Regions from separate parts of the Homo sapiens genome. Here region 2 is linked to region 1. Evidence: read pairs that join two places in POLR2A ChIA-PET (ENCODE). Cell type or tissue: B cell. All regions are shown on one strand. Each heading gives the region's core, and the rest is flanking DNA. Links, peaks and the distances in the headings are about the cores only. Region 1 overlaps SNAP23 (synaptosome associated protein 23). Region 2 overlaps ZNF106 (zinc finger protein 106).

What was found. ChIA-PET counts read pairs that join two places held together with the same protein. Peaks named below come from ENCODE experiments on the same cell type or tissue, not always from the same donor. Only the 100,000 strongest peaks of a DNase experiment are listed, where the experiment ranks them.
Region 2: POLR2A ChIA-PET joins it to region 1 with 6 read pairs; 7 of 35 experiments call an interaction of 5 or more read pairs at or near these places.

Annotation. Positions count from the first base shown.
Region 1 is chr15:42,500,698-42,506,076 of GRCh38, reverse strand. All of the region lies in intron 1 of SNAP23 (synaptosome associated protein 23), which reads right to left. Among named protein-coding and RNA genes, the nearest start is that of SNAP23, 7.8 kb to the right of the region's middle. In B cell, for the core only: no CTCF peak of the experiment used is centred there; DNase peaks (open chromatin) are centred at 836, 2,116 and 2,976; H3K4me3 peaks cover 1,021 bases; H3K27ac peaks cover 5,000 bases.
Region 2 is chr15:42,442,074-42,447,452 of GRCh38, reverse strand. ZNF106 (zinc finger protein 106) reads left to right here. Exons shown (of 22, transcript NM_001366845.3): 7 at 795-864; 8 at 2,472-2,626; 9 at 3,191-3,251; 10 at 5,039-5,379. Among named protein-coding and RNA genes, the nearest start is that of ZNF106, 46 kb to the left of the region's middle. In B cell, for the core only: no CTCF peak of the experiment used is centred there; no DNase peak of the experiment used is centred there.

The DNA.
Region 1 (5,379 bases), core at 216-5,215:
CTACTCGGGAGGCTGAGGCAGGAGAATCGTTTGAACCCGGGAGGGAGTGGTTGCAGTTAGTCGAGATCATGCCACTACACTCCAGCCTGAGTGACAAGAGCAAGACTCTGTCTCAAAAAAAATAAAAAAGAAAGAAAAAAAAAGAAAAGAAAAGAAAGAAGGAAAAGAAATGGAAGGGAGGGAGGGAGGAAGGGAGGAGATAAGAAAACAAGCAAGCAAGAGGCCAGGTGCGGTGGCTCACGCCTGTAATCCCAGCACTCTGGAAGGCCAAGGTGGGCAGATCACCTAAGGTCAGGAGTTCAAGACCAGCCTGGCCAACATGGTGAAACCCCGTCTCTACTAAAAATACAAAAATTAGCCAGGCGTGGTGATGCACACCTATAATCCCAGCTACTCAGGAGGCTGAGACAGGAGAGTTGATTGAACCCGAGAGGCAAAGGTCGCAGTGAGCCGAGATCATGCCACTGTACTTCAGCCTGGGCAACAGCAAGACTCCGTCTCAAAAAAAAAAAAAAAAAATGCAAGCAGAAAGGAAGTAAAAGAAAAGAGAAGAAAAGAAGAAAGGAAAAGTAAATGAGCTTCTTGGAAAGAAATACACAGAAAAAAGGCCCTGGAATTTAAATAAGGCCTTGGAAGATCCATGTGGCTTCATTTGTAAAACTGGTGAGCTACTCAAGAAGTAATGAAGAAAGAGCACTTTAAATCACCATCAGGCCAGGCGTGGTGGCTCATGCCTGTAATCCCAGCACTGTGGGAGGCAGAGGTGGGCGGATCACTTGAGGCCAGTAGTTCAAGACCAGACTGCCCAATACGGTGAAACCCCAGCTCTACTAAAAAGAAAACACAAAAATTAGCCGAGTGCAGTAGTGCACGTCTGTGGCTTGAGCCTGGGAGGCAGAGGCTGCAGTGAGCCAAGACTCACTGCACTCCAGCCTGGGCAACAGAGCAAGACTGTCTGAAAAAAAAAGAAAAAAAAAATCACCATCAATTTCACAGGGTCTTGCAAAGAATGATTTTATAAGATAATTCTTTTTATACTGGTAAACAAGGATTTTGCAGCTAAAATATTCTACCAAATTAGTTTCCTGCCTTATTCCTTCTCTGAAAATTAATCACAATAAAGCTCCTCAATGAGTTACACTCAAAGGGTTTATTACTGTACTTTTAAGTTCAGCATTCTCTTTGGCTTGATAGAAGTCTACGTCCATGGTAACCAATGCATCCGCAGCAAGAGGAAACTTCTGTTTATAGCAGGATAGCATAGTGGGTGAGTGGGAATTCCAGCATATAAATTCCAGCCTCACAATGTATTTGTTGTGTGACCCCAAGTTAATTACCTAACACCACTAAAACTCGGTTTCTGTATTTGTAAAACAAGGATAACATTCTATTTTATAGTTTTGTTTTTTTTGTGAAGATTAAAAAGAGATGATCTACACAAAGTACTTAGTACAATGCCTTGCACATGGCCGGTGTTCAATGTTAGCCATTATATTAATATTTTTACTGAAGTGGAAATAAATAGTAGGCAAAACAAAAGGAAAGTAACAATGTTGAATATGAGTCACATTTATGTAAATGTAGCTGAAAGTAATAGCTACTAAATATTAATAGTTCCATCTGCAAGGCTAAATTTGAATATTAAAGTTGATGATATAAAGTATAGGCTATATACAACTTTTTTTTTGAGACAGAGTCTCACTTTTTATTTTATTTTATTTTACTTTATTTTATTTGAGACGGAGTCTCGCTCTGTTGCCCAGGCTGGAGTGCAGTGGTGCAATCTTAGGTCACTGCAACCTCTGCCCCAGGGTTCAAGTGATTCTCCTTCCCCAGTCTCCCGAGTAGCTGGGATTACAGGTGCCCACCACTACACCTGGCCCTTTTATTATATTATTATTTTTTTTTTTGTAGAGGCAGGGTCTCACTATGTTGCCCAGGCTGGTCTCAAACTCCTGGCCTCAAGTGATGCTCCTGGCTCAGCCTCCCAAAGTGCTGGGATTACATGTATGAGCCACTTTGCCTGGCAAGGGTCTCCTTTATGTTAAGGATGGCTTCCTCCTTTTACTTCCTCTCTGGGCTTTCCTTTCTATCTCCTTCTACACAAACAACTTTAACCATTTTTATATATAGGCCCCAAAACTATGCAAATATACATACATATTTTTTTCTCTTTTTAAAAACTCTTTTCTTTTTACCATACAAAGTCTATAACTCAAATGCAAATATACTAAGTACATCACAGAATCGTATCTACTAAACAGCTTGGTTTCAGGCCAGGCGCAGTGGCTCACATTTGTAATCCCAGCACTTTGGGAGGCCAAGGTGGGTGGATCACCTGAGGTCAGGAGTTTGAGACCAGACTGGCCAACATGGAAAAACCCCGTCTCTACTAAAAAATACCAAAGGCCGGGTATGGTGGCTCACGCCTGTAATCCTAGCACTTTGGGAGGCTGAGGAGGGCAGATCACTTGAGGTCATGGGTTCGAGACCAGCCTGGCCAACACGGCAAAACCCCGTCTCTACTAAAAATACAAAAATTAGCTGGGCGTGGTGGCATGTGCCTGTAATCCTAGCTACTTGGGAGGCTGAGGCAGGAAAATCACTTGAACCCAGGAGGCAGAGGTTGCAGTGAGTCGAGATTGTGCCACTGTACTCCAGCCTGGGCAACGGAGTGAGACACCATCTCAAAAAAAAAAAAAAAAAAATTAGCCAGGCGTGGTGGCGGGCACCTGTAATCCCAGCTACTCAGGAGGCTAAGGCAGGAGAATCACTTGAACCCGGGAGGCGGAGGTTGCAGTTAGCCGAGATCGCACCGCTGCACTCCAGCCTCAGCGACAGAGCGAGACTCCATCTTAAAAAACAACACGAAAAAACAAAACAAACAAAAATCAGCTTGGTTTCAAAGTACACTGAAGCACAAGATTCAAGACAGAAATCATATTAACAAATGGGAAAGTCCCACTAAAAATCAGGAACCAAAAAGAAAACCAAAATTACATTTTCAGGCCTATAGTCCCAGCTACTCAGGAAGCTGAGGCAGGAGGATCACCTGAGCCCAGGAGTTTAAATGTAACCTGGGCAACATAGCAAGACCCTGACTCTAATTACAAAAAAAATTAAACTTCAGTTTTACAGAAGCACCTATGGTAACTTAATTGCTTGATGTCCAACGCCTGGTCTTCAAGTCCCTGTCAAATTAGGAACTTCCACAATTCTACTCTAAGTGACCCAGGAGTAATACTGGGGAGGTAGATGTAGGTTTGATTGTAATCAATTTTATTAACCCTATCAATGAGAATGGTTATGTGAACAGAAAGGGGACGTTCTATGTGAAAGATAAGAACGGGGCTCAAGAGCCAGAAGCTGGCAATCTACCCAGGAAGAGACAATGTGGCAGGCATAAGTGTGGTATCTGCCAGGGAGATACCAAGTACGGGGTGAGATTAATTGGCAAGGATTCACCCTGCCTGAATGAAATATTCACCGAAACCATCCACATAGTTTAGCTCTGATTAAGTTCACTTAGATGCTTTATTTATTTATTTATTTATTTAGGTAGATATAGGGTGGCTCACTATGTTGCCCAGGCTGGTCTTGAACTCCTGGCCTCAAGCAATCCTTCTGTCTTGGACTCCCAAAATGCCAGAAGGCGTGAGACACCACACCCAGCCACTTTGATGCTTTCTGGTTAGTTTTTCAAATATTCCGATATTAAGAGTCAGAAGCTACAGACAGCGAATATAAGCACTCTGCCGGGCGCAGTGGCTCATGCCTGTAATCCCAGCACTTTGGGAGGCTGAGGCAGGCGGATCACGAGGTCAGGAGATCGAGACCATCCTGGCTAACAAGGTGAAACCGTCTCTACTAAAAAACAGAAAATTAGCCGGGCGTGGTAGTGGGCGCCTGTAGTCCCAGCTACTCAGGAGGCTGAGGCAGGAGAATGGCGTGAACCTGGGAGGCAGAGCTTGCAGTCAGCCAAGATCGCGCCACTGCACTCCAGCCTAGGCGACAGAGCGAGACTCCGTCTCAAAAAAAAAAAAAAAAAAAGAGAGAATATAAGCACTCACGTCCCTGGAAAGGATACCCCCAACAGAAAAGAGTGGCATTCTTGCTTATACAAAAGACAACATAGTATAGTAGTTATGTGCCCAATATCTGAAGGCATAATGGTTTCAAATCCTGATTACTGTTAACTTTTCTGTGCTTCAGTTTCCTCATTAAATGAGAATAATGCTTACTTTAAGTGTTGTTACATGGATTGAGCTAATTCAAGCACAGTATTTAGAGCAGTGCCTGGCACACAGTGCTCAATAAAACTATTATAACTTTTCATAATAATTATGAAATATCTCTCGTGATTTTGGCCAGGCATGATGGCTCATGCTTACAATCTCAGCACATTAGGAGGCCAAAGCAAAAGGATTGCTTAAAGCCAGGAGTTTGAGACCAGCCTGGGTAGTAAAGCAAGTCCCCCATCTCTACACAAAATTAAACAACAAAAAAAAAATCAGCCAGGCCTGGTGGCGTGCACCTGTAGTCCCAGCTACTCAGGAGGCTGAAGCAGGGGGATCACTTGAGCTCAGCAGTTTGAGGCTGCAGCGAGCTATGATCATGCCATTGCACCCCAGCCTTGGTGACACAGCAAGACTGTCTTAAAAAACAAACAAACAAAAAAACACAAACACCCTGATTCTCATTTGTGTGGGTCAAAATCCAAGTATGATCAAGTCCAAAAAATTATGATTTTAAATTAAATTATCAAAAAGGAAGAAAAAGCCACAATGTAAGGCTTCAGTGGTGAGGCAGGAATATAATGTGTGTGTGTATGTATGGAGGGCAGGGGATGGCTTTCAAGACAGAACACATATTGTGAAGAGCTTTGTATACTATACCAAGAAGTTTGAAATTTATTTTGCTATGCTGCCTAGGTTGGTCTTGAACTCCTGACCTCAACTGATGCTCCTACTTCAGCCTCCCAGGTAGCTGGGACTACAGACACACCACCACACCTGGCTTGAGTTTTATAAGTATTGAAAGGCCATCGAAAGTAATTTCAATTTCCAAAACACTGTCAAAATAAATTTAAACAAACTTTACATCTAAGTTACAGAACTTACAGAAAGCAACAAGAAGAGAGAATTCTGGAAAAACATAGGAATCAGTGATTTAAATACTTTAGTAGCAATACAACCTAAATTGAAACCCAAACCAAAATGTCAGTGAATCTAAATGAATACAAATGGGCTTCTTCTACTCTTACTATTTAAAAAAACACAGTACATTTTGTTTCCTGGCTCCATAATCCACTTCCTCTAATTGTTAGAGGCACTGGATCCTTCTGTTTCAAGTTTCTACCTATCACAGCAAAGAAAAAGA
Region 2 (5,379 bases), core at 260-5,259, 59 kb after region 1:
GTTGCTGGTAGTGATACAGTCTGGGATCTGGCAATGTGAAAAAAAATGGGTTCTTCTCTTCATTATTTATTTATTTATTTTATAATATTTTAAAATTTATATTAGAGATGAGGTCTCACAATGTTGTCCATACTGCTCTGGAACTCCTGAACTCAAGCAGTCCTCCTGCCTCAGCCTCCCAAGTAGCGGGGACTACAAGCATGTGTCACTGTGCTGGGCTTCTCTCATTTAATACTGAGGTGATAAGCATAGTAGTTAAGGTCATGAATTTTAGACTTGCTTCAAATTGCAATTCTGCTCCTTTGAGCTAGATGCTATATGTAGTGGATGTTACTGGATGACTTAAAATACACTTCAAGCTGAGGGATTGTCCTATGACAAAGAGCTTGTCTCATGGACTGTTAAGCTTTTTGTTGTAAAGGTTTTCTTGCTGAAATTTAAAGTAGAAACTATGCCAAGTTATAAATCAGATATATTTATTTTACTGGCTTTGTCTATACTTCTACTTGTGCCTTACTACACCAAGATGAAATGCTTTCCCTGACCTCCATGGGCTTTCCTACCTCTAGGATGCTAGGAGGCACTTCACCCTGGATTCTTTTTTTTTAAATCAGATACGTTTATTCAACTAAAGTTTGCGTTGGTACCACGTGCGTGAGACTTCTACGATCATGTTAGAGATGGTAGCAATAGTGAAGAACAGTGTATGGCTATCTTAGAATTGATTCCTTTTTCTCCTCTTGGATAATGGCTTTTACACATTGGATTTTATTCAGTTTTCTTTATCCTTCCAGGATGGATCTTCTCCTGAACTCCCAAGTCTTGAGAGAAAAAATAAAAGAAGGAAAATTAAAGGAAAAAAAGGTATGGTGCAGAATATTTTGGAAGAAAGAAGTTGGTGTTTTTTGGTTTTTTTTGGGGGGTGCGGGTTTTTGGTAACCTCCAACTCTTGGGCTCAAGCAATCCTCTTCTCTCAGCCTCCCGAGCAGCTAGGACTACTGGTATGTGACACTACATTAATTCTTTTATTTTTTTGTAGAGACAGGGTCTAGCTATATTGCCCAGGCTGGACTCAAACTCCTGGACTCCAGTGATCCTCTCACCTTGGCCTCCCAAAGTGTTAGGATTATAGATGTGAGCCACCGTGCCCAGCCCCAAGAGGTTCTTGTAGCAGTTCAGCGTTTGTGCAGCTTGACACAGAGCATAGCTTGTCATTTATCAAACACTGATTGTCCATTTACTTTTTTTGGACATTTTTGTTGCCTTGCTTAAGAGGAAAGAAAAGTTTGATTTCCTAATACATCCAGTTAACAACTGTAGAAGAAATATATGATGTCACATAGACTTGTAAGCCAAGGTTAGTATACCACTTGGACAATATAAAGCCAGGAAGTTTCCTTGAGCCTTTTCAGTGGGATGAAATGTGTTGGCCCTCTTGGTCATGTATAGCCATTTCTCTCACTTTCAGTTTTTGAGGCATCTTGGTTGCTTCCCCGCTGCCCCACCTCCACACTCCCTTCCTTGGTTGCTTTTCTAAAGTGAATTATGGAAAGAAGTTATTAACATTGCTCCCTCATTGATGTATTTCTGTGATTCTTGCTTTTCCTTGACTCTAACCCAGTTCTAGTATAAGGGCTAGTCCTGGAAGTGATTGGATGAGGCTTGAGTGAGTGGATGTGATGGATAAGGGAGGAGTCAAGGACAACCCACATTTCTGGCTGGGCCAACCAGATGGAGCATATGTAGAGCTAGAAAACTCCATGAGAGGAGCAGATTGAGAATAGAGAAAGATGATGAATTCCCTCAGGGATTCTTTGACTTAAAGGACCTTTGAGATAACCTAGCTAGAAATATCATAGTCAGTAGTTGGATATGTGGGTGTGGAGCTTAAGGGAGAGGTCCTGGCATATTGAATAGGAAACAGACAAACACAATGATGGTAAATACATACACAGAACATTTTATTCAAACTAAGTTAAATGTACTATTTCAAAGCTGTATTTTCTTCAGGAAGTCTTCTCTAATAAAAACAATTTTTAAGTCAACTAACAGACTAAATATGGATTGGAAAGAGAGTGCAAGCAGTCTAGGTCTAGAGTCCAATCTAAGCAAAAGTCCTGTGTGAAGACAGTGGTAGATAAAGGAAGAATGGGAAACGAGTCCTAGAACAGGTGGTTTGCATGGGACAGATTTCACCTGGAAAGGTGGTGGTAGAAGGCGGTGATTAGATGAGACAGAATGATGTGATGGTACACTGGAGCTTATGAGATACCTCCATCTTAGCAGTTCTCACTTTTGGTTCCTAGCTTTGATATCATTGTGCTTGACTAAATGTTTTATGAATTTCCAATGACCTACTGAGGAGAACATAAAGTCTTATCCTAAATAATGGGTATAGTTTAGTCTTCTGAGCTGTGTGATGAGAGGGAAATCTCTCGTATTAACCTGAACCTTATGATTTCTTTTGGCAGAACGTTCTCAGGTTGACCAGCTGCTGAATATTTCTTTAAGGGAGGAAGAACTTAGTAAGTCATTGCAGTGCATGGATAACAATCTTCTGCAAGCCCGTGCAGCCCTTCAGACAGCTTATGTGGAAGTTCAGAGGCTACTTATGCTCAAGCAGCAGGTAACAGCATGTGGAGGATTTAATAAAAATGGATCATCTCCGAAATCTTGTTTTGTGCTGCCAAACCCATGTCTGGAGTCACCCCAAAAGCAATGGCAGGGGAGTTTCCACAAGGGAAGTGCCCCAGACTGTGCCTAATGGGGGACAGTTAGGATTCCAAAGAAAGAAGCACTAAATGCCAGGGTGATGAGTCCAAAGCATTTATTAGGAGAGCTTACTTACAGAGTAGGCTGCAGCAGTCCCCACAAGGGTGTTCTCCCTAGGTATATCCACAGCCAGGGGGCGGGATGTGGAGTTTATATGAGGGTTTAAGGAATTTGGCTCAGGGCCAGGGCCAATTTCTTTCAGTGTTTTGGGCAACAACCTAGATACTTTTATCAGTGCCTGGGAATCTTCAAGGCCCCAGGTAGGGTTCAAGCCTGCTGGAGAAAACCTGCGGCTGGCTGGGTCACAGAGCAGTCAAGACACTCTGATTTTTGGTCAGGACATAGAAGAAAAATGGGGAGACCTAGAGGACCTTACAAGTTGGATTTCAAAATGCTTAATAAAATACTTTATTTTTAGATAACTATGGAGATGAGTGCACTGAGGACCCATAGAATACAGATTCTACAGGGATTACAAGGTATTCAGAGGGCATCTGATGGATTGGGCCCTCTATAGCGTGTTACTTTTTTGTTTTCTCTGCTTTTTTTTTTTTTTTTTTTTTTTTTTGGAGACAGAGTCTTGCTCTATTTCCCAGGCTGGAGTGCAGTGGTGCAATCTCTGCTCACTGCAACCTCTGCCTCCCAGGTTCAAGTGATACTCGTGCCTCAGCATTTGATTAGCTGGAATTACAGGTGCCCACCCCACCCCCAGCTAATTTTTGTATTTTTAGTAGAGACAGGGTTACAGGGTTCGCCATGTTGGCCAGACTGGTCTCGAACTCCTGACCTCAGGTGATCCGCCTGCCTCAGCCTCCCAAAGTTCTGGGATTACAGGCATGAGCCACTGCACCAGGCCTTTTTGTTCTCTTTGAGGGGATGAAAAGTAGTCATGAAAAGGTCATGTTATTTCTCTCCTGTCTCCTTGGTTTCATCCTTTTTTTTTGTTTTTTTGAGACAGGGTCTTGCTCTGTCACTCAGGCTGGAGCGCAGTGGCACGATCATGGCTCACTGCAGCCTTGACCTCCTGGGCTCAAGCAATTTTCCCACCTCACTCCCCCCAGTAGCTGGGACTACAGACGTGTGTCACCATGCCTGGTTATTAAAATTTCTAACTTTTAATTTTATAAAATTATGATTTAAATTGTAAAAATTTAAAGGTTATAAAAAGTTATATAAAATTATAAAAAGTTATAAAAATTAAAAAATGCTTTTATAGAGATGGAATCTCCCAGTGTTTCCCAGGATAGTCCCAAACTCCTGGGCTCAAGCAGTCCTCCTAACTTGACCTCCCAAATGGTTGGGATTACAGGCCTGAACCACCACGCCTGGCCAGTTTCTTCCTTCTATAGAAAGGTCTGTAAACTGTGCATCCCAAAAATGTTTAGCAACAGACAATATGTTATGGAAAGAGTTTTGATTAGGAATCAAAAGGCCTGGGTTCAAATCTTCTCCCTTCCATTAGTAGCCTATATAACTTTGGATAAGTCATTTAAAATTTGAAAAATTGGAATGTTGCTAGGCACAGTGCCTCATGCCTGTAATCCCAGCACTTTGGGAGTCTGAGGCAGGTGGATTCCTTGAGCCCAGAAGTTTGAGACCAGCCTGGGCAATGTGGTGAAACCCTGTCTCTACAAATAAATACAAAAATTATTGATAATTATTATTAGTAATAATAATAATTCCAGCCTGACCAACATGGTGAAACCCCATCTCTACTAAAAATACAAAAATTAGCTGGGCATGGTGGCGTGCTCCTGTAATCCCAGCTACTCAGGACGCTGAGGCAGGAGAATCGCTTGGACCCGGGAGGTGGAGGTTGCAGTGAGCCGAGATTGCGCCACTGCACTCCAGCCTGGGTGACAGAGTGAGACTCTGTCTCAAAAAAATAATAACAATAATAGCTGGGCATAGTGGCATGTGCCTATAATCCCAGCTGCTTGGGAGGCTGAGGCAGGAGAATTGCTTGAGTCCAGGAGGTCAAGGCTGCAGTGAGCAGTGTTTGCACCACTGCACTGCAGCCTGGGTGACAAAGCGAGACCCTATCTCAAAAAAAAAAAAAAAAAAAAGAATGTTGATGCCTATTCTCTCTGTATCCTTGGTGGTTGTAGAGATTATATTCTCCATATTTCGGAGAATTATGAGGGACTATACTAATATACTTATTTATAATTCTTTTCTAATGTTTAAAAATACAAATTAGCTCAGACACAAATGACTTTTCAGATAACATTTTTGCATTTCTATGTATGTATGTTTCCCATTCTAGAAACATATGAACCTTCTGAGCACCCAGACCAGGTTCCCTGTAGCCTCACACGAGAACGAAGGAACAGTAGATCTCAAACATCCATTGATGCCGCACTGCTGCCCACTCCCTTTTTCCCACTTTTTCTGGAGCCTCCATCTTCCCATGTGTCTCCATCACCCACCGGAGCCTCTCTTCAAATAACCACGTCTCCTACTTTCCAAACCCATGGCAGTGTCCCTGCTCCAGACTCATCAGTTCAGATTAAACAAGAGCCCATGTCTCCTGAACAAGATGAGAATGTGAATGCTGTGCCACCAAGCTCTGCCTGCAATGTGTCCAAGGAATTACTGGAAGCTAAT